2 separate regions of the Homo sapiens genome follow, and region 2 is linked to region 1. A link is an interaction called in ENCODE POLR2A ChIA-PET data of the cell type or tissue named here. Cell type or tissue: endothelial cell of umbilical vein. All regions are shown on one strand. Links, peaks and the distances in the headings refer to the core of each region. The heading gives the core; the rest is flanking DNA.

What was found. Peaks named below come from ENCODE experiments on the same cell type or tissue, not always from the same donor. Only the 100,000 strongest peaks of a DNase experiment are listed, where the experiment ranks them.
Region 2: POLR2A ChIA-PET joins it to region 1 with 8 read pairs; 3 of 35 experiments call an interaction of 5 or more read pairs at or near these places.

What each region holds. Positions count from the first base shown.
Region 1 is chr5:37,066,222-37,081,545 of GRCh38, forward strand. NIPBL (NIPBL cohesin loading factor) reads left to right here. Exons shown (of 47, transcript NM_133433.4): 47 at 1-192. It also overlaps a transcript of CPLANE1 not described here. Among named protein-coding and RNA genes, the nearest start is that of CPLANE1-AS1, 180 kb to the right of the region's middle. In endothelial cell of umbilical vein, for the core only: no CTCF peak of the experiment used is centred there; DNase peaks (open chromatin) are centred at 6,000 and 6,120; H3K27ac peaks cover 1,652 bases.
Region 2 is chr5:37,140,147-37,155,470 of GRCh38, forward strand. CPLANE1 (ciliogenesis and planar polarity effector complex subunit 1) reads right to left here. Exons shown (of 53, transcript NM_001384732.1): 42 at 13,594-13,847; 43 at 8,035-8,122; 44 at 2,164-2,334. Among named protein-coding and RNA genes, the nearest start is that of CPLANE1-AS1, 100 kb to the right of the region's middle. RefSeq lists a silencer at 12,559-12,741. In endothelial cell of umbilical vein, for the core only: no CTCF peak of the experiment used is centred there; no DNase peak of the experiment used is centred there.

The DNA of each region.
Region 1 (15,324 bases), core at 4,542-7,041:
GGATGAGGTCTGTTTCAAGTTTAATTCTTTTTAAAAATGTTTTACTTATTTTTAAATCACTTTGAAAAAATTGACCTCCAGAATGCTGTTTTATGAAATTGGCAAATAAATGAAGGTATTCAATTTTTGAGGAAGAATGACATTGCCACAAAATACCTTTTTGTGACACCTATTAAACCACTATGAAAATAACTTTTCAGGATCTATTTCCTATGTGGAATTCTTTCAAATGCTTTCTTCACGGAAATGTTTTCTCACTCTTCGTTTTGTTCCCCTTACTTACATGTTTCTCTTTTCCTTATACTGTGAACTCTGGAACAAAACTAGATTGGGTTGGTTGGTTGGTTGGTTGGTTCTTCTTGGAGTTTATGTATATCAACAAAGGATTTGAGGTCACTTCTGAGAATAATATATCAAAAAGGGTACTGGTTAGAGAAAATATAAGAATAAAATCCAGCCCAGAGAGAGTACTAAGAATGTAAATGTGAGTAAAAAGCCAGTTTTGAATTCTATTTACGTGACAGTGATGCATGCTGTCATTTAATTCTCACAAAAACTCTCGTTATATATTTTATCCTCATTTTGTAGATGAGGATAGCAGGCTTAGAAGGATTTGGTAATTTACTAATGTCATGATAGGGATTTAAATCTGGAATTGAAGTAATTGTGTCTCACTACTCTAAGCTAATTGAACATCAGACATTAAGAGAGATGATCCTTATTGAAGTAAACCAGTTCCTAAAGGATCCTTGTAGTATACATACTTGGGAATCCTGTTCAGAGTAATTTTTAGGAAGTAGGTACACAGTAGTAAGTCTTCTGTTGCCTCAGTTGGCCATAGATGGAATTCTGTGTTTGCCACTCATTAGAAATTTAGGAATTTTAGGCAGGGCACGGTGGCTCACACCTGTAATCCCAGCACTTTGGGAGGCCGAGGCGGGCAGATCACCTGAAGTCAGGAGTTCAAGACCAGCCTGACCAACATGGGGAAACCCCGTCTCTACTAAAAATACAAAATTAGCCGGGCGTGGTGGTGCATACCTGTAATCCCAGCTACTCGAGAGGCTGAGGCAGGAGAATCGCTTGAACCCAGGAGGCGGAGGTTGCGGTGAGCCGAGATCACGCCATAGCACTCCAGCCTGGGCAACAAGAGCGAAACTCCATCTCAAAAAAGAAAAAGAAATTTAGGAATTTTAGGAATCAGTTTTGAAATTTTGTATATATTCTAAGCTCCTATTTTATCTGTTAATAGAAGCCAAATGTTAATATAAGCCTTAACTCTTAAATATACAAACCAAAATTTTCAGAAAGTTGAAGATTCTTCAAGATGAATTGTTAGGTCTTAACACTATTAAAGCTTTGGCAGTCAAATATACAAAATCAAACTTTAAGTATATTGGGGATTCACAAAGTTCTATTAAGTATTTAGAAAGTTCAGTCTTACTCTATAGTGTGTTGATTAATTACCATAGATTAATCTTGTTATATTGACTTGAAAAGATAGGTTATATTTGATATAAAAATTTTCAAGTATCTCTTCACTTTTTAAGTACATTAATATGAAATTTTAGCCTTATTGAAATTGTTTATTAAGAAAGAATGGCTAGTTTTAAAAATATGTTCATACCAAAATACACATGGCAGAAAATTCAGTGATCTCTAGAATTTTCTAGATGTAGTAATCTCTAATGGAAGAAATGCTGAGTTTTTTGAGAGAAATATATAGCTTACTCTGTTGATAGGTTGAGTATTTGAATTATTCAGGTAACTGAAGCACACAGGTGATTTTTATGACCATAGTCTGTCTCATGAAAACAGGTAAGTCAAACTGATGTTTGTTCAATACAGATTTCATGATCAGCAAGCAAATTTACCGTATTTTTATTTAGAAATAAATTAACCAGGGAAGTATGTGGTTCTCCCTCCCCTACCCACCACTTTTAGTTGCACAGAAAAATTCATCCTTGTCACTACCTGTGTCCAGGTGGTCTGCATCTTCAGAACTGTGGATATGGATAATTGGAATAAGATTACTTTTGCAAATATAAAACTCATCAGATTACCCACTTGAAATAATGTAATTTGAAACACTTGATAGTAATTTTTGCCCCATAAAAATCCTACGTGTTTGAACCTTTTGCTGTTTGCCTTGCTCATTTTAAAACCAAAGTTTGTTTAGTCCTATAGCTAATGTTTGTCATAGGCAGCATTTGTTACAAAATGATTTTACTAATTTTTCACTTGAATTTTTTTCTGAAATACAGTCTGTCCTATTGGTGCTAGCCGAGAAACAATTACATGCAAATTTAGTGTAATAGAAAGTCACTGACCAAACAAATTCAGTTTGGTACTCTGTTGACTAAGTGGTCATAAAGTTCCTGTGTGTTTTGCATGATGATGTGAGTACCAAGCCACCCTTCGTTTTTAAGACCCCAATTGTATATGGCTTCACTGCTGAGAGTGGTACGGTGTACACAATTATTTTTCTTATAAGAATTTTGTAAATTATTTTTACTTTAAGAGAATCTCCATTTACCCATTCCTCTGTTTCAGTCATTCTGAATTTCTGACCAAATTTATTTGAGCTGTACTCCATGCACCCCTTTCCACTCTTTCTGAAACAAGTCTCAGGCATCATTTTATTTTATCCATAAATAGGTTATCTTTTTTTTTTTTTTTTTTTTTTTTTGAGACGGAGTCTTGCTCTGTCGTCCAGGCTGGAGTGCAGTGGCCCCATCTCAGCTCACTGCAAGCTCCGCCTCCCATGTTCACACCATTCTGCCTCAGCCTCCCGAGTAGCTGGGACTACAGGCGCCCGCCACCATGCCCGGCTAATTTTTTGTATTTTTAGTAGAGACGGGGTTTCACCATGTTAGCCAGGATGGTCTCAATCTCCTGACCTCACGATCTACCCACGTCAGCCTCCCAAAGTGCTGGGATTACAGGCGTGAGCCACCGTGCCCAGCCCCATAAATAGGTTATCTTTAAATATTCTTCCTTGATATCAAATATCCAGTAAGTGTTTAAATTTTTTATTTTCTCATAAATGTCATATTTTTTAGGTCCTTTCTGTAGGCTTTCTCATGTCTTTTTATTCCTTGCAAATTTCTTATATTGAAAACACAAGTATTTTTCCTTGGGTTCTTAAGTAGATTCTAGGGGCTGGGCGCGGTGGCTCATGCCTGTAATCCCAGCATTTTGGGAGGCCAAGGCGGGCGGATCAAGAGGTCAGGAGTTCAAGACCAGCCTGGCCAACATGGTGAAACCCTCTCTCTACTAAAAATACAAAAATTAGCTGGGCGTGGTGGCACGCACCTGTAGTCCCAGCTACTTGGGAGGCTGAGGCAGGAGAATCACTTGAACCCAGGAGGCGGAGGTTGCAGTGAGCCGAGATTTCGCCATTGCATTCCAGCCTGGCGACACAGCGAAACTCCGTCTCAAAAAAAAAATAAATAAGTAGTTGATTCTAAATGGAGAGTCTAGTTGTTTTCTGATTTTTAATCAGTTTTCTTACCTGAAGTTATTGTAGGCTTGAGAGATATTGGATCTCTTTCAAATTCATAAGTAGCTTGAGCCTGTATAACTAGAACAGAGTACCACTACAGAGGTAATGAAGTACGGAGATAGGTCCACTTTTCAGGAAGATGGTGATAAGCATTGATTAATCCTTTGATTTGGAGTTGGCAAATAACCAAGCAGGCAGTTGGAGATAGAGATTTAAAGTAAGGAAATGGAAGCTGAACTAGATGCCAGAGGATGCCCTATAATCAGAGTTCCTTTTGTTGGTCAGTAATTTTGTAATACATACTGCTTGAAATAAGTTGACTGCAGGCTATGATTTTTTTAATGATACAGCTTTCAGGGTGTTACAGTTTTTGTTGAATGGAATTTTGCCCTTTTGTGACTTTTTTCAGTCATTGTTTAAATCTCAATCACATAGAACTTAAAATGAAAAGTTAGTGTTGCTTTATCAAACCCTTTACATTGACCTTTCTTCTGCTAAGAAATACCAGAGTAAGCTTTTCTTGATTATAACATGCCTAGAATTGTAATTTAGCCTTAACCTTACTAGATTTAAATCCTGGAGCAAAGAACAGAAAAAGGTTATTATGGTCTAAGTTTGTTATAAAATTTAAACCAATAATGGATCTCCAATTCCATAGTTTTAAAAATATTTATACAGTCATATGAGAGATGGCAAATAATCTGAAGTTTTTAATCACTTTGGAATTTACTAACCCCTTTGAGAATATAATGAAAGCCGAGAAATCTCTCTCCTTAGAAAATAGAATAAGTTCATATTCAGAATTGTGCATAAAATTTCAAGGGGTTCATGGACATCCCCATCCCATTTCCGTCTTTGGCCTATCTTGGGAATCTATGGAATGACTACAGGTTTAAGAAGGTGAAATTAAGGCTCAAAGAGGTGAATTGATATCACCAAGCTGCATACCTACTTATTGCTAGAGTCAAAAGCAAAACTGGGTTCTTATCTCCCATAAGGAAGATTTAACCTTGGGAAGTTCTTATTCAGTCTCCTGTTAAGATCTGAATGTAGGCTACTTAATGACTAAATTTTACTGATTTTTTTTTCTATACCTTTTCAAAAGATCCACGTTTTGTGTTCTCAGATTTTGTGATGCCTACCATCCTATTAGGTAGAAAAGGGAAAATGTGATATTTTATTGTGTTTTAATTATTTCTACATCACCTGGCTTGATGTAGAAGACTAAAACTTAGGTTAGTGAAAAAGAGTATTAACTTTGAAGTCAGAAGACATAGTCATAGCCATAGACAAAGCCATGGGTTTCTGAAACAAGTGTGAAATGAAATGTAAACAAAATCACTTAGCTTATTTTGTGGAAGCTTATTTAAAGAAATCTATACTTAGGTTTTGTGTAGACACATTAGAGAGAGAGAATCAGAATGCTGGGTTAAGTGGGGAGATGGGGGATGGAATTCTGAAAGTGGGAGCAGCATAGTGAGTAGAGGAGCTGGCGTGCGTGTAGTACAATGTCAAAAGATGAAGCCATAGAAAGGAGAGATAAGTATGCAATTTTGATAACTTTAGTAATGTAGTAATATAATTTGATCATTTTAATGTATAGGCAGTTGAAGGGCTCAAGGGATTGATGAACGATCACTCTGCTACATAGGGGAAAGACAAGGATGTCAAGAAGAGGACACTAATGCAATAGTCTCAGAAATAGAGACTGAACTAGGAGGATGATGGCAGTAGGGATGAAGATTGGAGTGATCTGCAAATGTATTTAGGAAATAAAAACATCAGGACAAGGATAGCTATCAGATTTCTTTGGCTTAAGTCACCAGGTTCAATTTTAAATATGTTGATAGTGCCTGTGGGACATTCAGGTGATGGTGATGTTCAGAGGTGGGAATATACACAAGCATGACACTTGGGTAGCCAGGGTGGGGACCCTATTGGAGTCAACAGCATTTAAGCTGTAGAGTAGGAGCAGCACAGAGCAAGGGGAGGATCTTGGAGGCTACCAACGGCTAAGCTATAACTACATAGAGTACTGAAATTCTGAGAAGGGAAGCTGGGGAGGGAAGCAAATAATAAAGCATTTAAAATGTCACATTTAGGAATTTGGAAGAGCTTTAAATGGGGTAAGATAATACTAAGGGCTGTAGTTCAGAAAGATCAGTAATTGGCTACAATGTAGAGAAATTGTGGTGATGCCAAACTGCATGATTGTATTGTTTTTCTCCAGTAGTACTCAGCTCCCAACAAAGAATTGAGTATGGCATCAAGCCAGGATGCGGGGATAGCTCTAGTTGAAGAGCTAGATTCAGAGAAAATGGAAGAATCCAAGCTCAGAAGTCTCCATGAAGTGGGAGAGCAAGTATGAGTGTGAGCAGCAGATGTGGAATAATTGGATGATATGATCAGAGAAAGGGATGTAAGAGATTCCTGAGAGCAGTTCTGGGTGCAAGGTATAGAGTGTGGCCTTGGGAATTAATTAGTAAAGTGAAGAGTTGCATTGTGGAGATCAAGGAATCACATGGTACATTCTATACTCCTTTCCTGAGCTAAAACAATGGCTTATTCTTTCTTTGGTACTGACACTGGTTTATTATCTTTAGTTTTTGCAGATTCCATCATTTGACAAGTATTTGCTGAGTGCCTACTATGAGCTGTGCTGCACCCATTGGCAGTAAGTTTGCATTCCAGTAGTGGAGACAGGAAATGACCACAAAGTACACAATTTAATAACAACTGAGATGTGTGCTTGAAAGGAAAAGTAATAGAAGCCAGGAGAGTATGTAGCACTGACATAGTCTGGATGGTTGAGGGAGATCAGAAAGGCTTCCTTCTCCAAGTGAAACATTCTCAGATAAAGCAGGACATGCAACAGACATAACAGATACCAAATAATGTCTGAACTATTGAGAAATAGGAAATGATTTTTGTTTTAAATTGCAGGCTGGGTGCAGTGGCTCATGCCTATAATCCCAACACTTTGGGAGGCTACGGCAGGCAGATCACTTGAGCTCAGGAGTTCAAGACCAGCCTGAGCAACATAGCAAATCTCTTTCTCTACAAAAAAAAATACAAAAATTAGCTGGGCATGGTGATATGCACCTGTGGTCCCATCTACTCAAGAAGCTGAGGTAGGAAGATCACTGGAGCCAGAGAGGTTGAGTCTGCAGCGAGCTGTGATGTGCCACTGCACTCCAGCCTGTCTCAAAAAAAAAAAAAAAATTGCTCCCACATTTTATTCCTTAGGGACATGGTGGTTGAGCTTTAAGGTATGAAGGGGAAATAGTTGAAGGGAGGGGGAAGCAAGGAGAGTGTCCCAAACAGATGACCAAGCACTTACAAAGGCCCTGGATAAAGTAGCATGTGGCCCTCAGAAGCTTCACAGTTCCTACGAATGGCGGAGAACAAATGAGAGAATGATGAAGGCAATGAAATAGGGGCTGATTCATGCTTCTGTAGGCCGTGTTAAGGATGTCCTATGAACAACAGAGCGCCATTAAAGAGATTAAGATACCTGGGGCTGGAATAGGGATTTGTATTTGTAGAATTCAATTTGTGTTTCTAAAAGATCACTGACTACGACCTATAGAATGATTGGAGCAGGGTCATAGTGTTCCATGTGAGAGATGACAATAACTTGGGCTGGGGGGTGGTAGTAGTGGAGGGAGGGTAGTGGCCTCATTTGTTTGGAAAGTTAAGTCAGTCACGTATCTTTGGTTATTATAATTTAAATTGTAATAAGGAGATAACAAGTATGAACTTCCTTAGTAAAATCAGATGAGTGAAGCCAGCCTTCCTGGGTTGCATCCACATAGGAGAAAACATGACTTACTCCTCGTTCTTCTGGAGAATGGCCCATGAGGGAACAACCATCATTTTAAGTGAAGAATCTAAATATATTACATTATCCAGAAAGGAGAAAAGTAGTCTAGGTGGATTCCTGCATAACTGTAAAAAGTCAACTGAATCTTTAACATTTTGCCATTTATAAAATTCAAAGTAATTTCAAGACAATTAATGAAGGTTTTAACTCAATAAAGTTTGTTACTTAATAGTTTGATTTTGCTAATTAAAGAAAGAATACCTTATCCCATCTCTCTCCATCTAGTCCTTTGTAGAGGCAACCACTTTAAATTCTTAGCTCTTTCTTTGGGTCATTTATATTTCTAAAGAATATACTGTTACAATTTGTTAACCCTAGACCTTACATATTGAATTATATTATGATCTGTTGACTTTTTTATGATAGGTAAGGACTTGGCTCTCATGTCCTTCCCCTCTCCTCCCAATATGGATATATTTAATGAGAATTTATATAATATAAAACAACTATGTAAATATTGTTTAATCAGAGCCAACACTTAGTGTACTATAAATACATGTTCCTGTATATGATGTTTTCTTGTGTACTTTAATTCCTTTGGAATGTTCTTTTATATCATTCGCTCTTTGGAGTCTTCCCCCACCCTCTTCCTCTATCCCAGCCCCTCCTCCCCATTAGTTTTGTATCAATGTGGATTCGTTTTCCAGGGCTGCTGCAAAGTTGTTCCAGACTTTTCCTTCCCCATTTCTGGCTGGATCCAGAGTCCATCTCTGGCATCCATACTTTTGTCCTTTTAGCTTAAAATTCTCGGTTTGCTTGAGCATATCCTGCCATAACTTCCTAAGAATAGGTGCATGGGGACAAAGTTTTCGAATTATTGGATGTCTGAAAACGTCTTTAGTCTCATGATTGATAGCCGGGTCTAGAATTCTAAGTTGAAAAGTTTCCCTTTGAAAGCTTCTCATAGTCTCCTAGCCTGTGCTGTTGCTGTTAAGTGGACTGATACAATTATGATTTTTGTTCTTTTGTATACGATCTGTGTTTCCCCTCTCTAGAAGACTTTAGGATATTTTTTGTATTTCTGGTATTCTAAAATTTCATAGCGATGTCCCTTAATGTGAATCTTTTTTAAAAAACTCATTTTGCAGCTGGGCACCATGGCTCACACCTGTTATCCTAGCCCTTTGTGAGGCTGAGGTGGGAGGATTGCTTGAAGCCAAGAGTTCAAAACCAGCCTGGACAACAAAGCAAGATCCCATCTCTATTGTTTTAATAAAATTAATAAAATTCATTTTGCAGGGTGTGTTGTAGGCTTATTTAATCTGTGTCCTTAGCTCTGGAGAATTTTCTTTACTAACTAACTTTCTCCCCTTTAGTTTATTTGTCCTCTTAAATCTGTAGATACTGTTCCTTTTAGACTAATTTTCTCAGCTATGTTTTTTGCTCTTCCCTGCCCCCTTTCCTTTTTGGCTCTGTCTTCTTTGAGAGGAGTTTTCCTACATTATCTTATCTTTTAACTCTAATATTAAATAATTCATTACAACTATATATTTTAAATTTTGAAGGTTTTTTCTTGTTCTCTGATTGCTCCCTTCATATAGCAACTTTTATTTTATGAATAAATATACCACCTTCTCATATCATCTATTTGTTAGATTAGAAAGTAGAATTTTCAGCTGGGTGTGGTGGCTCACACCCGTAATCCCAGCACTTTGGGAGGCCAAGGTGGGTGGATCATGAGGTTAGGAGATCGAGACCATCCTGGCCAACATGGTGAAACCCCGTCTCTACTAAAATACAAAAAATTGGCCGGGTGCGGTGGTGCACGCCTGTAGTCCCAGCTACTCAGGAGGCTGAGGCAGGGGAATTGCTTGAACCTGGGATGCAGAGGTTTCAGTGAGCTGAGATTGCACCACTGCACTCCAGCCTGGTGACAGAGCAAGACTCCATCTCAAAAAAGAAAGAAAGAAAGAAAGAAAGTAGAATTCTCACTTGCCATCTGGGGGCCTGAGCTCAAGTCACAGCCAACATAGCATGTGTTCAGGATTAAGTAGGCCGAGAAATCACATGCCATATTCCTTAGAGATCTGATTCAAATTATAAACTGCAGCCAGATAGATGGAGGTAACATTAACAGCTTTATTGTCAGTAGAGCCAGAATACAGAACACATTGTAACCTGGACCTGCAATCACAATCAAGCTTGCTGCCTTCTTCCCGGAATCTAGACCTTGCAATGCATCTGCTGGGTCGAGTATTTGGCAAGGCAGATACTTACTTATCTATTTAGGCAGCCTACCAAAAGAAAAATTGCTTACCCCTCACTTGTCAAGCCTCAAGTGTTGGGAAAGAATAGTGTCACATGCAATTGGTTTTTAATACAGGTATTGCACTCACTTAAGAAATGGAAACAGGCTGGGCACGGTGGCTCACACCTGCAATCCCAGCACTTTGGGAGGCTGAGATGGGAGGATTGCTTGAGCCAAGGAGTTAGAGACCAGCTGAGGCAACATAGTGAAACCCCTATCAATCACTACAAAAAAAACAAAAAACAAAAATTAGCCAGGCATGGTGGTGTTTACCTGTGGTCCCAGCTACTCAGGAGGCCAAGGCAGGAGGATCACTTGAACAAGAGGTAGAGGCTGCAGTGGGCAATGATCACACCACTGCACTCTAGCCTAGGTGACAGAGCAAGACCCTGTCTCAAAAAAAAAAAAAAGAAAAGAAAAGAGAAAATTTGGGCTGGGGGGAGCAACTGATGTCAAACTTTTTTTTTCTTTTGTTTTTGTTTTTTTGAGACAAGGTCTCACTCTGTTACCCAGGTGCAATCTCTGCTCACCGCAACCTTCGCCTCCCAGATTCAAGTGATTCTCATGCCTTAGCCTCCCGAATAGCTGGGATTACAGGCACATGCCACTACGCCTGGCTAATTTTTGTATTTTTGGTAGAGACAGGGTTTCACCATGTTGGCCAGGCTGGTCTCAAACTCCTGACCTCAAGTGATCCACTCACCTCAATCTCCCAAAGTGCTGGAATTACAGGCATGAGCCACCACACCTGGCGATGTTGAACTCTTGCCACTCACCAATCAGAAACATAAATTCTCTTTTTTCCAAAGAAATAATAACCTTATAGAAATGTGAGAATAGAGTTCCCTTTGTCATTGAGCATACCAATTAGTTTTAAAAACCATTTCTTTTATTTCTTCTTGAGTTATTTTCTCTATTATTTTGCCTATTTAATTTGGATTTTCCCTTTCATAATGATTTTCTCCATGCATCTAGGATGCCTAGTGGTCTATTTAGTTTTAGGGAAAGATGATACTAAAACATTTACTGAAGAAGCTGAGTGTGTAGGTGAAGCTCCTCTGGTAGGCTCTACTCTGGGCAGTAGCCAGCAAACTTTTTTCTGTAAAGGGCCAGAAAATATTTTAGGCTTTGCAGGCCGTAAGGTCTATGTTGCAACTTTGCAATTCTACCATAGATAATATGTAAATGAATAGACAGGATGCATTTCAATAAAACCTTATTTGTAAGAAGAGGGATTGAGCCACTTTGCAGACCTCTGCTCTAAGGCGAATCAGATGAGAAGTTGGACCCTTGCTTGGGGTATAGGTGCTAGGAATTCTTTGCAGAAGTTTGCAGAGATGAAGAGTTGCAGCCAGTCTACATATGGAATAATAAACCATGGTTGTCTCATGGTTTATTAGTGCATATGTAGAACAGCTGCATGCCCCTGTTCAAAAAGCTGGTATGCCCCTTTTTGTGCTTATCAGCTCTGAGTCTCAAGTTCACTTTTCATCACTATCCTCTTTTGCATAAATTATATCATGGCTTTCTCCACCCTGTTACGTCTGTTGCTGCTGCTTTTGTCTTCTGTCTTCTGAAAATTTGTTGAAATCTTTCATCTAGAATTGTCTCTTTTCCAATTCTCTTTGTTTGCATTGATTTATATATTTTTAAAATTTATTATCCTTTCACTTGGGTCTTAAGAGACAGACAGAATAAAAAATATTTATGAATACACTATATCAAGAAACTTGTGTGTGTGTGTGTGTCTTTTTTTTTTTTTTTTTTTTTTTTTGAGACAGGGTCTCGCTCTGTTACCCAGGCTGGGGTGAAGTGGCATGATCATGGCTCACTGCAACCTTGACCTCTCAGGCTCAAGTGATCCTCCCACCTCAGCCTCCCAAGTAGCTGGGACTACAGGCACACACCAACACACCTGGCTAATTTTTAAATTTTTTTTGTAGAGACAGGGTCTCACTATATTGCCTAAACTGATCTTGATCTCCTGGACTCAAGCGATCCTCCCACCTTGGCCTCCCAAAGTGCTGGGATTACAGGTGTAAACCGCCGTGCCCAGCAATTTTTAATTTTTTGTAGAGATGGGATCTCCCTTTGTTTGTTGCCCAAGCTGGTCTCAAACTCCTGGGCTCAAGCGATCCTCCTGCGTCAGCCTCCCAAAGTGAGATTACAGGTAGAAACCACTAAAAAACAATTTTTTATCTTCAGCTTTTAAGGGGTACATATGCAGGATGTGCAGGTTTGTTACATAGGTAAATGTGTGGTGTGGTGGTTTGCTGTACAGATCATCCCATCACCTAGATGTTAAGCCCAGCATCCATTAGCTATTCTTCCTGATTCTCTCCCTCCCCTCCTCAACAGGCCCCAGTGGCGTGTTGTTCCCCCTATGTGTCCATGTGTTCTCACCATTCAGCTCCCACTTATAAGTGAGAATATGCACTGTTTGGTTTTCCGTTCCTGCCTTAGTTTGCTAAGGATAACGGCCTCCAGCTCCATGCATATCCATGCAAATGACAAGATCTTGTTCTTTTTTATGGCTGCATAGTATTTCATGGTGTGTATATATATGTGTACAGTATTTTATTTGTCCAGTCTATGATGGACATTTGGATGGATTCCACATATTTGCTATTGTGAATAGTGCTGCAGTGAACATACGCATCCATGTATCTTTATAATAGAATGATTTATATTCCTTTGGATATATACCCAGCAATGGTATTGCTGGGTCAAATGGTATTTCTGCTTTTAGATCTTTGGGGAATTGCCACACTGTCTTCCACAATGGTTAAACTAATTTACACTCCCAGCAACAGTGTAAAGGTGTTCCTTTTCCTCCACAACCTCGGAAGCATCTGTTATTTTTTTTTTTTTTGACATTTTAATAATTGCCATTCTGACTGGTGTGAGATGGTATTTCATTGTGGTTTTGATTAGGATTTCTCTAATGATCAGTGATGTTGAGCTTCTTTTCATAGGTTTGTTGGCCATATGCATGTCTTCTTTTGAGAAGTGTCTGTTCATGTCCTTTGCCCACTTTTTAATGGGGTTTTTTCTTGTAAATTTGTTTAAGTTATTTGTAGACTCTGGATATTAGACTTTTGTCAGATGGACAGATTGCAAAAATGTTCTCCCATTCTGTAAGTTGTCTACTTGCTCTGGTGATAGTTTCTTTTGCTGTGCAGAAGCTCTTTAGTTCAATTAGATCCCAGTCGTCAATTTTTGCTTGTGTTGCAAGTGATTTTGGTATTTGCATTATAAAATCTTTGCCTGTGCCTATGTCCCAGATAGTATTGCCTAGATTTTCTTCTAGGGATTTTATAGTTTTGGGTTTTACATTTAAGTCTTTAATCCATCTGGAACTAATTTTTGTATGAAGGTGTAAGGAAAGGGTTCAGTTTCAATTTTCTGCATACGGCTAGCCAGTTCTCCCAGCACCATTGATTAAATAGGGAGTCCTTTCCCCATTGCTTGTTTTTGTCAGGTTTGTTGAAGATCAGATGGTTGTAGGTGTGCTAAATTCTTAATACTGGGGTAATATTAATTAGTTTATTTTTACTTTCACTAGCTTTGAACCTATTTAAAATGTTGTTTGTTTTTAAATTAGTATCATCTTTTTAAATCCTATGTAAAAAGTTTCCCTTCAGGTAGGCAACTCACTCCTACCACAGAAGTTGATTGCAGGCCCACATATATAGGCACAAGCTGGGTCATTCCCAATTTCCAAACCAATCTTACCTAAAAGTCTTTTTTCCTCTAAGGTGTTCCCTAGATTGAATATTTTCATGAAAACAGAAACATTAGCTTTCATCAGGGTCTCTACGTCACAAGGCCAAGTTCAGATGCTGAACACACATGAATGGTCAGTGTGTGAACAGTGTCTGAATGCAGTAGAGCTCTGGTGGGTGCCACTAGGACTTCTGCCCAATTAAGTGTTTTCCTCTTCTCAATAAGGTCCAAAGTTTTCCTACAGAAAAGCAAAGCAAGACATAAAGCATAGTACATGGTGATTATTTGAATTGTTGAGAAATGGAAAATGGTATAAGCTATAATGGCTTATCATTAGTTTATCAAATATTTACTAAATATATATTTATACTTTATAAACATTGCATCTAAAAAGCACTCATTGGATGTTTCCTCTCTATTCAGATACTTTGAGCAAAGCTGGCAGATCTTCGTGTCTTGAAGATGAGCGGATATTCAAGCTAGAGGCTAGGTACCTCCTAGGATTGTCAGCTTTCTGCTGATATAACAGAGTAACTACTACCTGACTAGCTTACCTGCCTTAACCGTAAAATTGGACAAAATATATGTAAGGCAATTTCTTTTAGACATTAGACAAAATGCAGCACAAGACAGTCACCCCCAATAGAGGGAAAGTTCCTGATGTAAGTCACATGAATGCCTGGCTGTCTGCTTAAGGACATTACCCTGACTCTAGCACAGTGAGTGGCGTCCAGGCAGACCACAGTGCTCCCACTGAGCTGAGCGGGGAGAGATCAGAGTTCTGGGCAGTCACAATGGCTGGAATCTACAAGATCAAGAGGGAAAAAGCTGTACAGAGGCTAGCTCATAATTTGGGGGTTTTTTTCCAACACTTTTTCATAATAACTCAAAGCATGGTAGATGCAGATACACTGAAATTGGGTATTAAAAGAGACACATTTTTTTCTTGTCAGGCTTGACATTATCTTGCAAAAGCCCATGTGAGAGAGTTCCCTGTGAGGTCTTTGCCAAGGGCTTATGTACAGTGCAACACTATATGCAATTTGCCAGAAAGCAGTAGCTACTAAGTTGAAAGAGAACAGAGATACTAGAAGCTAAGAAGTGCTGAAGGATGCTGGAGTCCCAGCCCAGCTAGAGTGGAGCACCAACACCTGATACTCCAGACATCCAGCTTAGACACCAGAAAGGCCCCCTGAGAATGAAGAATTGTGCCCTAGAGTAAGGCCCACAAAGCATAAAACTAAACCCATACGATGCACAGGGGGAAATTATGGAGGTTATGTTCTACTAAATTAGACTCAGAATAAACCTGGCACGCACTTACCACATATTCAAGATGATTATCTTTGAACTGCCTACATGAATAAAAACTATCAACTTTTCAGAACAAGCCAACAGAATTCACAATCTGTTACAATTCACCCACTATATAAAGAATACAGTAAAAAATTACAAGCTGGGTGTGATGGCTCATGCCTGTAATCCCAGCTACTCATGAGGATCACTCGAGGCTAAGAGTTCAAGACAAGCCTGGAAAACAGAGCTAGATCCTGTCTCATAAGTAAATAAATAAATAAATAACCACTAGACATGCAAAGAAAGGAAACTATGACCCAGAGTCCAGAGAAAAAAGTCAACAAAAACTAACCTTGAGATGCCCCAAAGACTTTAAAGCAGCTATTTTAAATATGTACAAAGAAACAAAAGTGTTTACAGAATTAAAGGAAAATGTATGGTTCTGTTTGTTTTGAGACAGAGTCTCTCTCTCTCTCTCTGTCACCCAGGCTGGAGTGCAGTGGTGCGATCTCGGCTCACTGCAACCTCCACCTCCCGAGTTCAAGTGATTCTCCTTGTTCAGCCTCCGGAGTAGCTGGGACTACAGGCACGTACCATCACACCTGGCTAATTTTTGTATTTTTAGTAGAGATGGGGTTTCACCATGTTGGCCAGGCTGGTCTCGAA
Region 2 (15,324 bases), core at 7,570-10,069, 77 kb after region 1:
ATGTTTCATTCTAAATGTTTAATTCTTCTATATGTTTAATTCTAAAAACAGGATTGAATTAATATAGGGAAAAGTGTTCTGACATCTCTTCTCAAAAAATATTCCTTAAGATTTTATTATCTTGAGATAAACCAAATCTGTCCCTAAGACTTACACATTCACATGGTTTTAATATGAAATACCTGTTTTCTTGAAAACATATTGTTCTATTTAATTTATTAACCTCCAAATCAAGGATTTTATTTTCGTTCTCAGAATCTGGGCATTTGTGGGTTAAGAGCAACTAATTCAATTTAACTAAGAGAGAAATATTTCACATAAATCTAAGATTAGCGTAATAGTAATAGTTCTACCCCTTATAGCTTTTTACTAGGTAGAAAAAGATATTAATCCTATGTACTTAGGAAAGAGAAGGTCCATTAAAGAGACACTTTCTATCAGTATTTGAGAGGCCCCTGCTGGCCTATTCACGAAAAAAAGCTTGAAGGATTCTCTTCCAATAACGACTGGGCTGCATATGGGGAAGTAGGTGAGATTAGCGAAGATGGTGACCTCTTGGGTTAAAGATTGAAGTGTTTGTCATCAAAGGTTGGTAAGTAACAAGTTGCCCTTTCTCCTATTAGTAACCCAGGATCACTAACCCACGGCCACAGTACCTGTTTATTACCAAGTAAACGTTCTTAAAACATTATGAGATTTATGCATGGACTTTTTTTTTTTTTCTAGCTCATCAGCTATTGTTAGTGTTAGTGTATTTTATGTGTGGCCCAAGACAATTCTTCTTCCAATGTGGCTCAGGGAAGCCAAAAGACTGGAGTCTAGACTTTGACATCAGACCTAGTTATACCTTTGCCTTAGACTCTGGCAACACTAAACAACCACGTTCCCCCTCTCCTCCTCTTTTACCCACCTAGTCACTGAGTACCATCAGTTACTAATTCAAAATGTCTCGTTTCTTCTATTTCTTTCCCACAACACTAGCCAGGCCCTCATTATTTCCCAGGTCAGATTTTAGTAGCCTCCTCAGTGGTCTCTATGCCTCCATTCTATTTTTCCTCAAAACCTCCTTGTTTTACTTCTCTGCTTGGAATTCTCCCATGTTCCCAAGGATAAAATGGAGTGTAAACTTCTCAGATATAATTAGAACCCTCTACCATCTAGCCATATGAGTCCTGTTTAACCTCATTTGTCAATCCTCCCCAGAGAAGAGAAGAGAAAAGCTATCAGTGACCAAGAAAATAAAACAAGATTCTCAGATGCTTTATATATGATACTCAGTCTTCACAACTTTGTGAAGTGGAAATTATTATCCCCATATGTTGATGACTAAAACACACATGGCATCTAGAAAGAACTGAGAAAATAATTACAAGATTTAAAGTCAGCTTCTTAATAGGTTTTCTTTTATTTAAGTAACAGTAATGCCATTTAAAATAGCATTTTTACTGTTTATATCACTTTAATAATGGTAATAGAACATATACTAAACACTCAGTAAAATCATTTTAATTGACCATCAATATCTGAGAGAAAAAAAATATTTCCAAGCCACTGTCAGTGATTGAACTGATGTATTTACTATGTTCTATTATTCATAGGACAAAGTATATTCATTAGGACTAAAGAATAACAGTTTTAATTGCTACCTCCAAATGAAATAAAACAAAAAGTGGCACTAAATCCTTCTAAATCTCAATCTCCTCAACTGTAAAATGGAGATAATAATAGTGTCTACACCTCATAGATCAGGCTTAAACCAGAATCTATGCATATAAAACAGTGATGTTTGGCACATGGTAGAGGCTCAAGAAATGATGGCTACTATTTTGTTTTCAAATTAAAATTCAAAGTTCTTATAATTGGAAGAGTTTTAATTTTTCAATTTTTGTAAAAATCAACTATTACAGTAATTCCAGTTGCTATATATTTCATATTAATAAGTTACACCAAGATATGATACATAATTGCAGTATGTCTTATGAAGGTGACAAGATGTCACAGTTCTTCATGTGACTAGCAAAAGTTTTAACTTTCCTTCCCCTAAAATAAATATTACAAAATGACTTCACAAACCTTTCATAACTATATTCCCAGTAAATCATGTTCAGTAACATTATAATGGAGAATAAGAGTATGTGTAAATGAAAAAGTAAAGAACAATACCAGGAGAAGTAGTATTCTGATCACTGGAACTGGAAAGGCTGACAGCTGAATCGGCAGTAGGAAACACACAGGTTTTCTGACCAGAATAATTTTCTGTTATTGAAAATTCAGGTTCTGAAGTCTCCTTTTTGTCACTTTGATCTTCTTCATCCATATGGGTCAAAAAACGCACTAATCCAGAGTATATATTACAATTAAAATAAAATAGTAGAGGAAAAAAGATCACATGGAAAAGACAATTGCCACTATTTCCAACTGGCAACCCAGATATTAGAAGTTTGTCACATATTATGCTAATAGCTTTCTACTGTATAATGAATTTAATAAAAAATTTGAAGTTAAAGCTCTCCCACAGTAAATAAACAAGATTTATTAGACTGAGCTGAAGTACATAGGCCTATGCCCTTTCATAAAAACATAGACATGCTAAATTACAAAAAAAAATTTTAATATACGACCAATCTTTCTAAACAGAGAAATCCCATGGTGCCAGAAAAGAAAAAGGAACTCATAGCTGGAGCAGTAAGTGGGCAATGATGCTGGGATAGTCTACTGAGGAATAGGAGATGTGGTTCTGTACACTGCAATGAGGGAAAAACTGAGCTACCTTCATGTATCTTAGAGCACTGAAGGACAGCTTTGTCCATAAAATAGGAAAAAGAAAATCTCTCCCCTGGTGAAACAGCAAATAAGTTTTCTATCTGCATGGACAGCAGCTGAGAGAAAAATAAAAGTCAACTTTGAGAAATCAACACCCTGACTTGCCACAAGCATGAACAGGGTCTGAATTTCTACCATCAATAAAGTACAGCAACCCCAAGTGAAGAAACGTATACTAAAATTTGTTTCAATTTTTTCCTACTTCAACGATAGCAAAAAGCAAATGCAAAACTACTCCAAAGACAAACATATAATCTAGCAGAACTTCCACTAATGATAAGCCCATGATAAAAAATTACAATTCACACAAAGGAACAACCAACCATGAAAGACAGTCAGTATGCAGATTCAACAATTGATAATGTGCACATATGAAATACAATAATCAGAAAAGGTTAGTCATAAAACATGACTGAAATTATGAAACAGATAAAGCATAGGAACAGCAATAAAAAAACAGGACACAACATCCAAAGAGCAGATAGATTTGAAAAAGAAATAAATACAACTTCTAGATATTAAATGTAGCCACCAAAATTAAAATCATAATGAATAGCTAAAACAGCAAAGACACAGCAAAAAAGAGAATTAGTAAACTAGAAGACAGATATGAGGAAATCATCCTGAGTGAACCACTGATAAAGGGAGGAAATTATGCAGAAGAGGCTGAATGAGATAAGGAGGCCAGGCACAGTGGTTCACACCTGTAATCCCAGCACTTTGGGAGGCCAAGGTGGGCTGATCACCTGAGGTCAGGAGTTCGAGAACAGCCTGACCAAAATGGAGAAACCCTGTCTCTACTAAAAACACAAAAAATTTGCCAGTGGTGGTGGCACACGCCTGTAATCACAGCTACTTGGAAGGCTGAGACAGGAGAATCACTTGAACCTGCGAGGCAGGGGATGTGGTGAGCCAAGATTGTGCCATTGCACTCCAGCCTGGACAACAAGAGCAAAACTCTGTCTCGAAAAAAAAAAAAAAAAGATATAAGGAACAGAGTGAGGAGGTCCAACATGCCTCTATTAGGTGTTTTAGAGAGAAAAGAAAAAATGGGGAGGAAGCAGTACTTCAAAATATTATGGGTGAAAAGTCCCCAAAGTTAAATCTTAAAACTAAAGAATCATTCCTACTCCAATATAAGGTAAATAAAAGAAATACGGTCAGGCACGGTGGCTCACGCTTGTAATCCCAGCACTTTGGGAGGCCAAGGTGGGCGGATCATGAGATCAGGAGATTGAGACCATCCTGGTTAACACGGTGAAAACCCGTCTCTACTAAAAATACAAAAAATTAGCCCAGCATGGTGGCAGGTGCCTGTAGTCCCAGCTACTCAGGAAGGTGAGGCAGAGAATTGCTTGAACCCTGGAGGAGGAGGCTGCAGTGAGCCGAGATCGCACCACTGCACTCCAACAGAGTGAGACTTTGTCTAAAAAAAAAAAAAAAAAAAAAAGAAGTGGATGCAAGAAGCAACTGTGGGCAACAATAGCAGAGAAGAGAAAATACCAGAGAGCATCTCAGGCAATAAAAGGTATCATGAAACTTGTTTTGGTTTTATACATTTGTTGCCTACATATTTACATTATTTAAATTAGAAATTTTAGGCCGGGCACGGTGGCTCATGCCTGTAATCCCAGCACTTTGGGAGGCCGAGGCAGGCGGATCACGAGGTCAGGAGATCAAGACCATCCTGGCTAACACAGGGAAACCAAGTCTCTACTAAAAATACAAAAAATTAGCCGGGCGCGGTGGCGGGCACCTGTAGTCCCAGCTACTCAGGAGACTGAGGCAGGAGAATGGCATGAACCCAGGAGGCGGAGTTTGCAGTGAGCCAAGATAGCACCACTGCACTCCAGCCTGGGTGACAGAGCGAGACTCTGTCTCAAAAAAAAAAAAAAAAAATTAGAAATTTTAAAATGAAGTAATTGTTGGCAAAGAAAATGCCAAACGTTGAGAAATCTTAACTAAGTGCTGACTTAAAAAATAAAAGGCAAGGGGAACTAAATGGGAGGGTTAAAAACAGAGTAGATCTAAAATATTTGAAAACAGTTATCAGAGGCCGGGCGTGGTGGCTCACGCCTGTAATCCCAGCACTTTGGAAGGCTGAGGCAGGCAGATCACAAGGTCAAGAGACTGAGACCATCCTGGCCAACATGGTGAAACCCCATCTCTACTAAAAATACAAAAAATTAGCTGGGTGTGGTGGTGTGCACCTGTAGTCCCAGTTACTTGGGGGGCTGAGGCAGGAGAATTGCTTGAATCTGGGAGGCAGTGGTTGCAGTGAGCTGAGATCACACCACTGCACTCTCCAGACTGGGCCACAGTGTGAGACTCCATCTCAAAAACAAACAAACAAAAAAACAGTATCAGAGAAGATGGAGGGAACAAATCAGCGCTAAAAAGGTCTAAAGTCCTTCTATTGTTTGGGAGGTAGATATATTCACCTTAATTTAAAATGAAAAAAATTTTAAGAGACGGTGTCTCACTATGTTGCTCAGGCTGGAGTGCAGTGGCTATTCACAGGTGTGATGATAGCATACTACAACCTTTAATTCTTGGGCTCAAGTGATCCTCCCACCTCAGCCTCCCAAATAGCTGGGACTACAGGTATGCACCACCATGTCCAAATTCACCTTAAATTTTAACTCACCTATGAATGTTAAAAATTCAAGAATAACCACTAAAAACTAAAAATCTAATGTATAATTTCTGAACCAATACAGCAGGAAAGAGAGAATACAGAAAACTCCATCCAATAAAAGGCAAAAAAGAGGGACAAAAGTAAAGGAAATAAATGGCAAAAAAACCACCATGAAATAAGATATTAGAAATAAGCACAAATATATCAGTAAATACAATAAATGAACAGTGATTATGCTTGCTGGTTAAAAAAGACTGTCTAATTATTTAAAGGAATGAAATCTAGGTACATGCTGGACACAAATACAACATAATCAAACAGCCTGAAAGTAAAGGGATATCTAATTTACAAGAAATACAGAGGAGAAAACAACACATTAAATGACATCACAGAGACTCAATTAGCAAAACTCAGACTCTGAAAAACACTTCAGAACAACTATCTTGTTTCTTCAACAAAGAAAACTTCAAGGAAGAAAAAGGAGAGAAGGAACCCAGAAGTTAAGAGACTTATAAGCCATCAACCAATGGCCACTTATAGATCTTAGCTGGGTTCCAACTGTAATAATTAAAAAGCTTTTTTTTTTTTCGAGACGGAGTCTCGCTCTGTTGCCCAGGCTGGAGTGCAGTGGCATGATCTCGACTCACTGCAAGCTCCGCCTCCTGAGTTCAAGCAATTCTCCTGCCTCAGCCTCCTAAGTAGCTGGGACTACAGGCACCCGCCACCACACCAGGCTAATTTTTGTATTTTTAGTAGAGACAGGGTTTCACCATATTGGCCAGGCTGGTTTCGAACTCCTGATCTTGTGATCCACCTGCCTCAGCCTCCCAAAGTGCTGGGATTACAGGTGTGAGCCACCACGCCCGGCCTAAAAGACTATTTTTTGAAACGAGACAATTGGCAACATTTGAACTCTGATTAGATATATAAGTATATTAAGAATTTTTTAAAGGAGTGTCAATATTATTGTGCTTATGTTTTAAAAATGGACCTGATCTTTTAGAGATACATACAAAATATTTATACATAAAATAATGTGCTGTCTGGGTTTCGTTTCAAAATAATCAAGAAAAAGGTGGGAAGAGTGGGTGGGTGTATAGGTAAAAAAGGGATTGGCCATGAGTTGATAATGATTAAAGTTTGTTGTTGAGTATATGAAAGTTAATTGTATGATTCTGCCTTCTATTAAAATAGTGTAGAAATTTTACATAAAATTTTAAAAAATAAAGCATATCAAAAAGATATACCAGAACACAGGGGTAGTAATGTTCATATTAAACAAAATTGACTATAAGTCAAAAAGGATTATTAGGGATAAAGAGGGTTATTACTTAATGATAAAAGAGACAAAATCCAACAAGAAATATAACAATCCTGAACTATATTCACCTTATAGCCTTAAGATGAATGTAACAGATTTACAAGGAGAAATAATTCCACAATCATTATGGGTAATTTTTAATGCAACCTTCTAAGAAATGAACGGATCAAGCTGACTAATCAGAAAAAATACAAAAAATCTGGACAACACAATTTAGAAGCTTGACCAAAGGGAGATATATACACATACACTACATACAACCAACAGAAAATGTTTGGCCTCTTCAAATAAATGTGGAACATAATGTAAAAACTGACTATCCTCAGCCACAAGGGAAATTTTAACAAATATCTAAGGATTGATATCATCATACACATCAGCTAATCAAAATGCAATGAAAATGGAAATCAACCACAAAAACATAGCCCAATATTAGAATGCTTAATATTTAGAAGCTAAAAACTCCTTTTACAAGCTAAAGAAATCATAATGCGAACTACAAACTATGTAGACCTGAACACCACCAGATGATGATGAGTATCAACATTCTTGTCTAGGTCCATGCAGAAACATATTCAGCCTCAATTACACATATTAGAAAATAAGAAAAAATAAAGTTAGAAAAAAGCCAACAAGTTAATGCCCCCAAAATAGAAGAAATAATAAAGATTAATGAAAAAGGAAACTGAGAAACAAAGAGAATTAACAAACACTGGTTTTTGAAAAGACTAAACTGACAAGACTGAATGAGAAAGAGAACACAGGTATGAACCACAGACACAGCAGAAGGTAAAAACAACTATTCTAATTTCATTCTTTCAATAAAAAATGAAAAAACTTAATACCTCACCACTGCCTGGCCATTTTACCAGAACCTCAAATTCCAGCTCAGCTGATGATCACAGACAAACAGCAACCTCAGCACAAAGCTCTGTGCAATCCTCAGCACTATGAGGCCAATGGCTTGGAATCCACAAAAACTGAGCTCCAGGCCACACTTGCCCCATCCTAGTATAAAATCCAGAGGAGGTTACTGCCTTCTCAAAAAAAAAAAAAAAAAAAAAAAAAAAGGCCGTGAGGTGGAAGCTAATCACATTACAAAAAAATAATCCTAATCTAAAAACTGGGAAGCTTATGACTTCAGCTCACATAATGAAAACTACTCCTACTTCTGGCACTCCACAAAACAATGCACATTCTTTCAGATCAACTAAAGCAAGACTTCAGCCAGCCCCTATCAGCCCCTACAAACCTTCTTCAGAAATGCTAATGGTTTTTGAAGCTAATGTTTTTTTGAATTCAGGGCCAGAAGAGAATTCAATGTGATCCACTGGTCCAATCTGTAGAAAAAACACACACAACAAAACAACAGTAATACTTTGATAATTTCAAAATAACAAACAGTTTTATGTAAGTTTTAAACACTTGCATTAATGCAAAAGTGAAAAAAATGGGATTAAATCCAATATAAGCTAAATGGTAGGGATCAATAAAACAGAGGAAATTTTTACTTATTTGTAGCTTAACTGAGTTATAAACTTTTAAAAGGCTCAGGAAAATTGTATCATAAAATTTTAGAATGAAGAACCTTAATTACTATCTAGACAAATTCGTATTAAAGATGAGAGAACAAAGCCCAGAGAGATTCAATGACTTTTTTAGTGGCATAACACGGTCAACCCAGGTCTTCAAGACTATTTACCACTCAGTGTCTGCCCAGAGTATCCCTGGGCCTCTTCCAGGACTATAAGCTGTTTTCTTAAGTTAGGCAAGTGAAGATGTTTGTATTTATGTGTACATTATAATAATGTGAGAGCATTTTTTAAAAATATACCAAACCTGCTGGGCCCAGTGGCTCACACCTGTAATCCCAGCACTTTGGGAGGGTGAAGCAAGCAGATCACTTGAGGTCAGGAGTTCGAGACCAGCCTGTCCAACATGGCAAAATCCCGTCTCTACTAAAAATACAAAAATTAGGTGGGCATGGTGGCAGGTGCCTGTAATCCCAGCTACTCAGGAGGCAAAGGCAGGAGAATTGCTTCAACCTGGGAGGCAGAGATTGCAGTGAGCCAAGATTGAGCCACTGCACTCCAGCCTGGATGACACAGTGAGACTCCATCTCAAAACTAAATTAAATAAATAAGCAAATTGTGGTGTGTGTGTGTGTGTATACAAAATTAACATTATTTCCTTCAAAGTGGTCATTTTAGAAGACTAAATATCTTCCTTTTCCCTGGGAGATATGTTCCAAGACGCCCAGTGGATGCCTGAAACGGTGGGGGTAGTACCGAACCTTATATATAGTTGTCCCTCAGTATCTATGAGGGATTGGCTCCTGACATCAAAATCCACAGACTCAAGTCCCTTATATAAAATGGTGCAGTATTTGCATACAACCTATAGACATTCTTCCCATATACTTTAATCTCTAGATTACTTATAATATCTAATACAATGTAAATGTTAACTATTAATAGTTGTTATGACGTATTGTTCAGGAATGACAAGAACAAATCTGCACATGTTCAGTACAGATGCAACCATCCTTTTTTGTTTTTATTAAATATTTTCAATCCACATTTGGTTGAACTGTCAGATGCAGAACCCATGGATATAGAGGGCCGACTGTATACTATGTTTTTTTCTATGCGTACATACCTATGATAAAGCTTAATTTATCAATTAGGCACAGTAAGAGATTAGTAATAGCTAAGAATAAAATGCAACGATTATAACAATATACTGTAATCAAAGTTATATGAATGTGTTTTTTTTCTGTCTCTCAAAATATCTTCTTATACTGTACAGAAGGTAACAGAAACCTCGGAAAACAAAACTGCAAATAAGAGGGGACTACTGTACGTAAGGGCTTTGAGCAAATGCTTTTGGAACTCTTCCTTTGAAATTGTCTCCCAACCTTGTACCACAATTATAAATAACTGTTCTACTGGTGAATCTTTAGTATATAAATGTGATTTTATTAGTGCCAGAATCAAAACTAAGATAGCAAAGACAACCATTGAACAAATATTTATTAAATGCCCACCATGTGTAGCAAAAGACATTGTCCCTACCTTCGAGTCTTAAAAGGCTTGAGAGAGGAGCCCTATCAGAATTTTTGAGAGCCTTTTCAAAATGCCAAGTCACCTCCACCTCCCCAACAGATTCAGCAGGGATAGAATGTATACTCTGAAAAAGCATCTGAGTGATCTTGACATGCACAGGAGTCCAAATGCTTAATGGACTCAGACATGTGGAAACTCCCTCCTCCAACTCCTGCTTTGGCTGGCTTTCTCCTGAGTCTCTTATGACTTCAGACTGTTCTCAAGTCTTGTTGAATACTCATCCTTACAAGGCAGTGTTTCCACAAGATTCTTTACCCTCTTCTTTTCTCCTCCATGTGCTCTCCCTGAGGAGCACCTATGCTATCATGATTTGAACTTCCCCCTAACTGATTACTCCAAAATCTGTACCTTCAGCCCAGTTGTAGCTCCTCAGCTGCTTTTGAGGAACTGCCTACTTATCTCACAGCACCTCAAATTTATCATGTCCCTGATAGAAATCATTGTGCCTCCCTCCCCCAACACACACGCGCGCACACACACACACACACAACTCCTCCTCTTCCTTAGTTTGGAAAATGGCTCCACCATTCACCCAGGCTGGAATCTGGACACCACTGTGAATCTCTGTTGTCTTCTTCACCTTCCCACAGCTTATCAATCTCTAAGTCCTGTTAATGCCTTCCCTCCATTCTTACTGCTCAAATTCAGGCATATGGTTATTTCCTGCCATGGATATTTAGTGGATCTCAAACACTTATCAGTGGACCTGGTATAGAGCTAGCAGCATAAGAATCATTTGTGAAGCTTGTTAATAACACAGATTCCAGGGCTCTAACCAGACCTACTTAAAATCAGAATTTCAGGGAAATGGGGCCCAGGAATTTGCATTCTTAACAAGTTTCCTATATGATTCTAATGGGCAGCCATTAGATTTGGAACCACTGTGACCCATGTGGTCTCCTTGTTCCCAGGCTTATCCTTTCCAATCTACCTTCCACACTACTGTCTGCATATCTGATAATATCCCTTCACTGTTTAAAATTCTTCAGTGGTTTCCTACTGCCTGCTTATAGGAGAAAATCCCAATCGCTTGACATGGTAAATGCTTTCTGTTCCTCCTTGTCTCCCCTCTCCTACCTCTACTGCCAGATGTCTTAAAGTCCAATCCCACTAACTTCTACCTCTAAGTAATGCTCATACAGCTCCCCAAACACTCTATGCCATTTGGTACCTTTCTCCTTTGCTCACAATATTTTGTCAGCCTTTCTTTAATTAACTGATGAATACCAATTCATTACCAGCTCGAGTCACCTCCACAAAGCCTCCTCTGATGCCACAGCTTCACTTACCCCGTCCAGTCACAACATGTCAGGCATATCTATGTGCCTCATTAGACCCAGTATGTATGTATTCATTGGTATATACATCTATCTTCTTTTATTAGATTTTACACTCCTTGAGAGTAGGTACTATGCCTTATTTATCTTTCTATTCCTAGAATTTAGCACAGGGCCTAATAGGCAGTAGTTGCTCAATAAATGTTTGTTGAAGGAATTAATTATTCATGAACTCCTGTGAGAGTGAGCAAGCCAGGATCAAGACTAGATTCGGGTATAAATCAAATATCTGGCTGTAGATAATGACTACTAAACTAGCTCAAAAGGCAATTTCAAAAGAGATTCTTTGAAGTAAGGAGTTCCAACAACTGCTTTGATGCTGTACATTTATTTGGATGTGACAGATCTAAATCTGGGTTTAAAAAAACAGAAAGCAGGCCAGGTGCAGTGGCTCACACCTGTAATCCCAGTACTTTGGGAGGCTGAGGTGGGAGGATCACTTGGGCCCAGGAGTTGGAGACTGGCCTGGGCAACATGGTGAAACCCCAAATCTACCAAAAAAAAAAAGAGGAAAACCACCAAATAAGCATCATAGTATCATTACTTAGTATTAATATTTTTAGCAGTAGTCCTGCCTCATAACCTTTCAGTATAGTTTCACATATGCTTAATCTTTATTTTTAAATGTGTTAAATGTTTGGATTAAAGGTGTACTATAAACCTAATAAATACATTTTTTAAATGTCAACATGCTAGCAACCTGGAATTTTTGTAAGGTAAGTCAATAATGGAATTCTTATCCTGCAGACTATTTTGCATTTCCCAATATTAGACTTTAAGACATTTAACTTTGTTTTTTTTTAAGAGGCAGGGTCTTGCTCTGACACCCAGGCTACAGTGCAGTGGCACAATAATAGCTTACTGCAGCCTTGAACTCGTGAGCGCAAGTGATCCTTCCACCTCAGCCTCCCAAGTAGCTAGGACTACAGGTGCACACCACCATACCCGACTTATTATTATTTTTATGGAGATGAGGTCTCGCTACGTTGCCTGGGCTGATCTCAAACTCCTGGCCTCGAGTACCCAACCATGGTCTCATTTAACCTATTATGTGTAACATAATATTTGTTCTTTAATCCTTTTGATATAAATTGTTCTTCCTTTAAAAAAAAGGACAAAATGTGTAAAATAATTTTTGAGACTTCCTATTTTATTTAACTACCATTATATATATAAACATTAATTTATTTTTTATGTCTACCTTTTATAGAAAACTAGGCTGGTGTGGTGGCTCACATCTACAATCCCAACACTTTTGGAGGCCAAGGCAAGGCTGTTTGAGGCCAAGAATTCAAGGCTAGTTCAAGCAAAATAGGGAGAACTCGTCTCCACAAAAAAATTTTAAAAACTTAGCTGAGAGTGGTGGTGCACACCTATAGTCCCAGGTACTCAGGAGGCTGAGGTGGGAGGATTGCTTGAACCTGAGAGGTTGAGGCTGCAGTGAGCCATGATCACATCACTGCACTCCAGCCTGGATAACAGAGCAAGACTATGACTCAAGAATAAAAAGAAAAAAAGATATGAAAAATTTCTAAGGAACTGATTACTAACTCTCTTATATAAAATATTTAAAAGAAACTGACAAAAACTCCAAATAGAAGGACAATAATATTTGTAAAATTATAAAATCTTTCAGAGAAAAATGATAATTACAAGTGGGGTTCCTTTAAAATCACATTCTAGTTTTGTAATTCATGTATTTCTTTTCTTGGTAGGAAGCATGGGTTTACTTCCTTTTTGTATGGGAGGACCCTAGACAAAGCTTTATTTAGAGCAGAAGATCAGCTGAATAGCCCTATATCTACAGAAGAAACTAAATTTATACTTTAAAATGTCCCAACAAACAAAACTTTAAGCATCTTCAGGGAAGATGGCTTCACTGAATTCTACCAAACATTTAAGGAAGAAATAGTACCAATCCTATAAAAAATTTTCCAAAATATAGAAGAGAGGGTAATATTTTCCAACTCATTTTATGATAATAGCATTATACATGGGTTTACTTCTTAAAAGCTTAAGGTAATTGTTCTCAACTGAGGGTGATTTTGGCTCCCAGGAACATTTGGCATTATCTAGAGACATTTTTGACTGTTACAACTAGGGAGCAGTGCCACTGGAAACCAGTGGGTAAAGACCAGGGATGCTGCCAAATATCCTACAACGCATGGGACAGTCCCCCACAACAAAGAATTAACTGGCTCAAATGTCAATAGTGCTGAGGTTGACAAACCCTAGCTTAAAGAAAACAAAGTTCTCATTATTTTGAAAAATCAGGTATCCAAAGTTATATCACACTACAAATCTAATAATTCAGTAGCAAACAAAAAACTAAAAATAAAGGTAGTCTACCTTATCACAATGTAGATCTAGCATTTCAGGCTTGGGGAAATCCTGTTCTATGTTTTCAGCAATGTTCTGTATTGCTAGCAACTGCTCGTCAATTTTCTGAAGCTTAGCACTGAGATGCTCTAGTTGGTGAGCTGCAGAGCTTGGTGCAGGGCAAGCTGCAGAGACACCTTGCAGCCGTTTCCACAATAGATAATCTTCTGCAGAGTCTGACTTTGTGCTCTGTCCTTTGAATCGGAACTCTGGTTTTGGCAGACCTAAATATTAATAAGAATAAAAGCAGAATTGATTATAATTAAAGAAGAGGTATTATTGATGATCTCATTTTTTGATGACTTCATTTTAAACCAACACAACACTACTTTCCAAATCAGTTTTAATTAAATATACCTAAAAATTCCTTTTCAGCTTCTTGATTTCTGGGATAAGAATACATAAATTACTACAACAAAGTTCCACAAACAAGGAAGTCTGAATATTACTTTCATCCCTTGCTACAAACATATACTTCATCAAAAAGCAACTTTAATATTTTTATGACTTTTTCAAATTCTACTTGAAAACCAAAAACATCACACGTTAAAAGCTATCCCCAATATTGGCTATTACTGACTTTATATGAGATCTCAGGCAAACATTAAACCTCCTAAAACCAAAATCAAAGCCAATGACTCTTCTTATTCTTAAACTCAGTTGATTCTTCTCCCAAATTTGCAATAGTTCTTTTTTTTTTTTTTTTTTTTTTTTAAGAGATAGAGCCTTGCTTTGTCACCCAGGCTGGTCTGAACTCCTGGGCTCAAGCAATCCTCCCACCTCAGTCTCCCAAAGTGCTGGATTACAGGCATGAGCCACTGCGCCTGGTCTGCAACACCTTTTTTAAATGCACTCTTTTTCTGATGTTGGGGTCTCCTCCTCACTGTATTGCTCATACTTCTTCTTCTGCCATCCATTCCTTTTACCCATAAGTACTTCCTGGGCTGCCAGCCTCAACTCACTTCTCTACTCACTCTTCCCACTTTCTCTGAGTTATGTCATTGATGAAAGATCCCAAATCTATATGGCACTCTTTCTTAGCTCCAGCTCCTTATATCCTGAACATCCCAGTTAGGTTGTCCCATAAGCATATAAAAATGAATTCACTGCTTCTGCCCCTCCAAATTGCTCCCTCTTCCTTGTTCCGCAGCTCAGCAAATAGCACCACCGTTCAGTTTCACAAGCCAGAGACCAGAAAGTCACTCGAGGCTCCTCTCTTTCCTTCAGATCCAAAGTGACAACAAGTATTGATGATTCTACCTGCTAAACACCTACATTCTTAATACCACTACTTGGCTGAAGCTTTCACAATAAATAGACCCCAAATGATATCCCTATCTGTAATTTATCTCTAGCCTATCTAGTCCATCTTCCACACCAGGCCCAGAGAGATCTTTTAAAAACAGAAATCATGTTCCTTTTCTGTCCAAAACTCTTCAGTGTGTCTCCAATACCTTCACCTTAAAAGTCCAAATGCCTCCATATGACAGACAATGGCACACATAATCTTCCCTCTCTCTACCTCTCCAGCTTCATCTCTTGCTATTTCTTTAAACGAACAAACAAAATACTACTCCATTTGACTCCAAACATAATGAACTTTAATTTTCTTTTCTTTTCTTTGAGACATGGTCTTGCTCTAGCACCCAGGCTGGAGTGCAGTGGTGAGATCTTGGTTTACTGCAACCTCTGCCTCCTGGA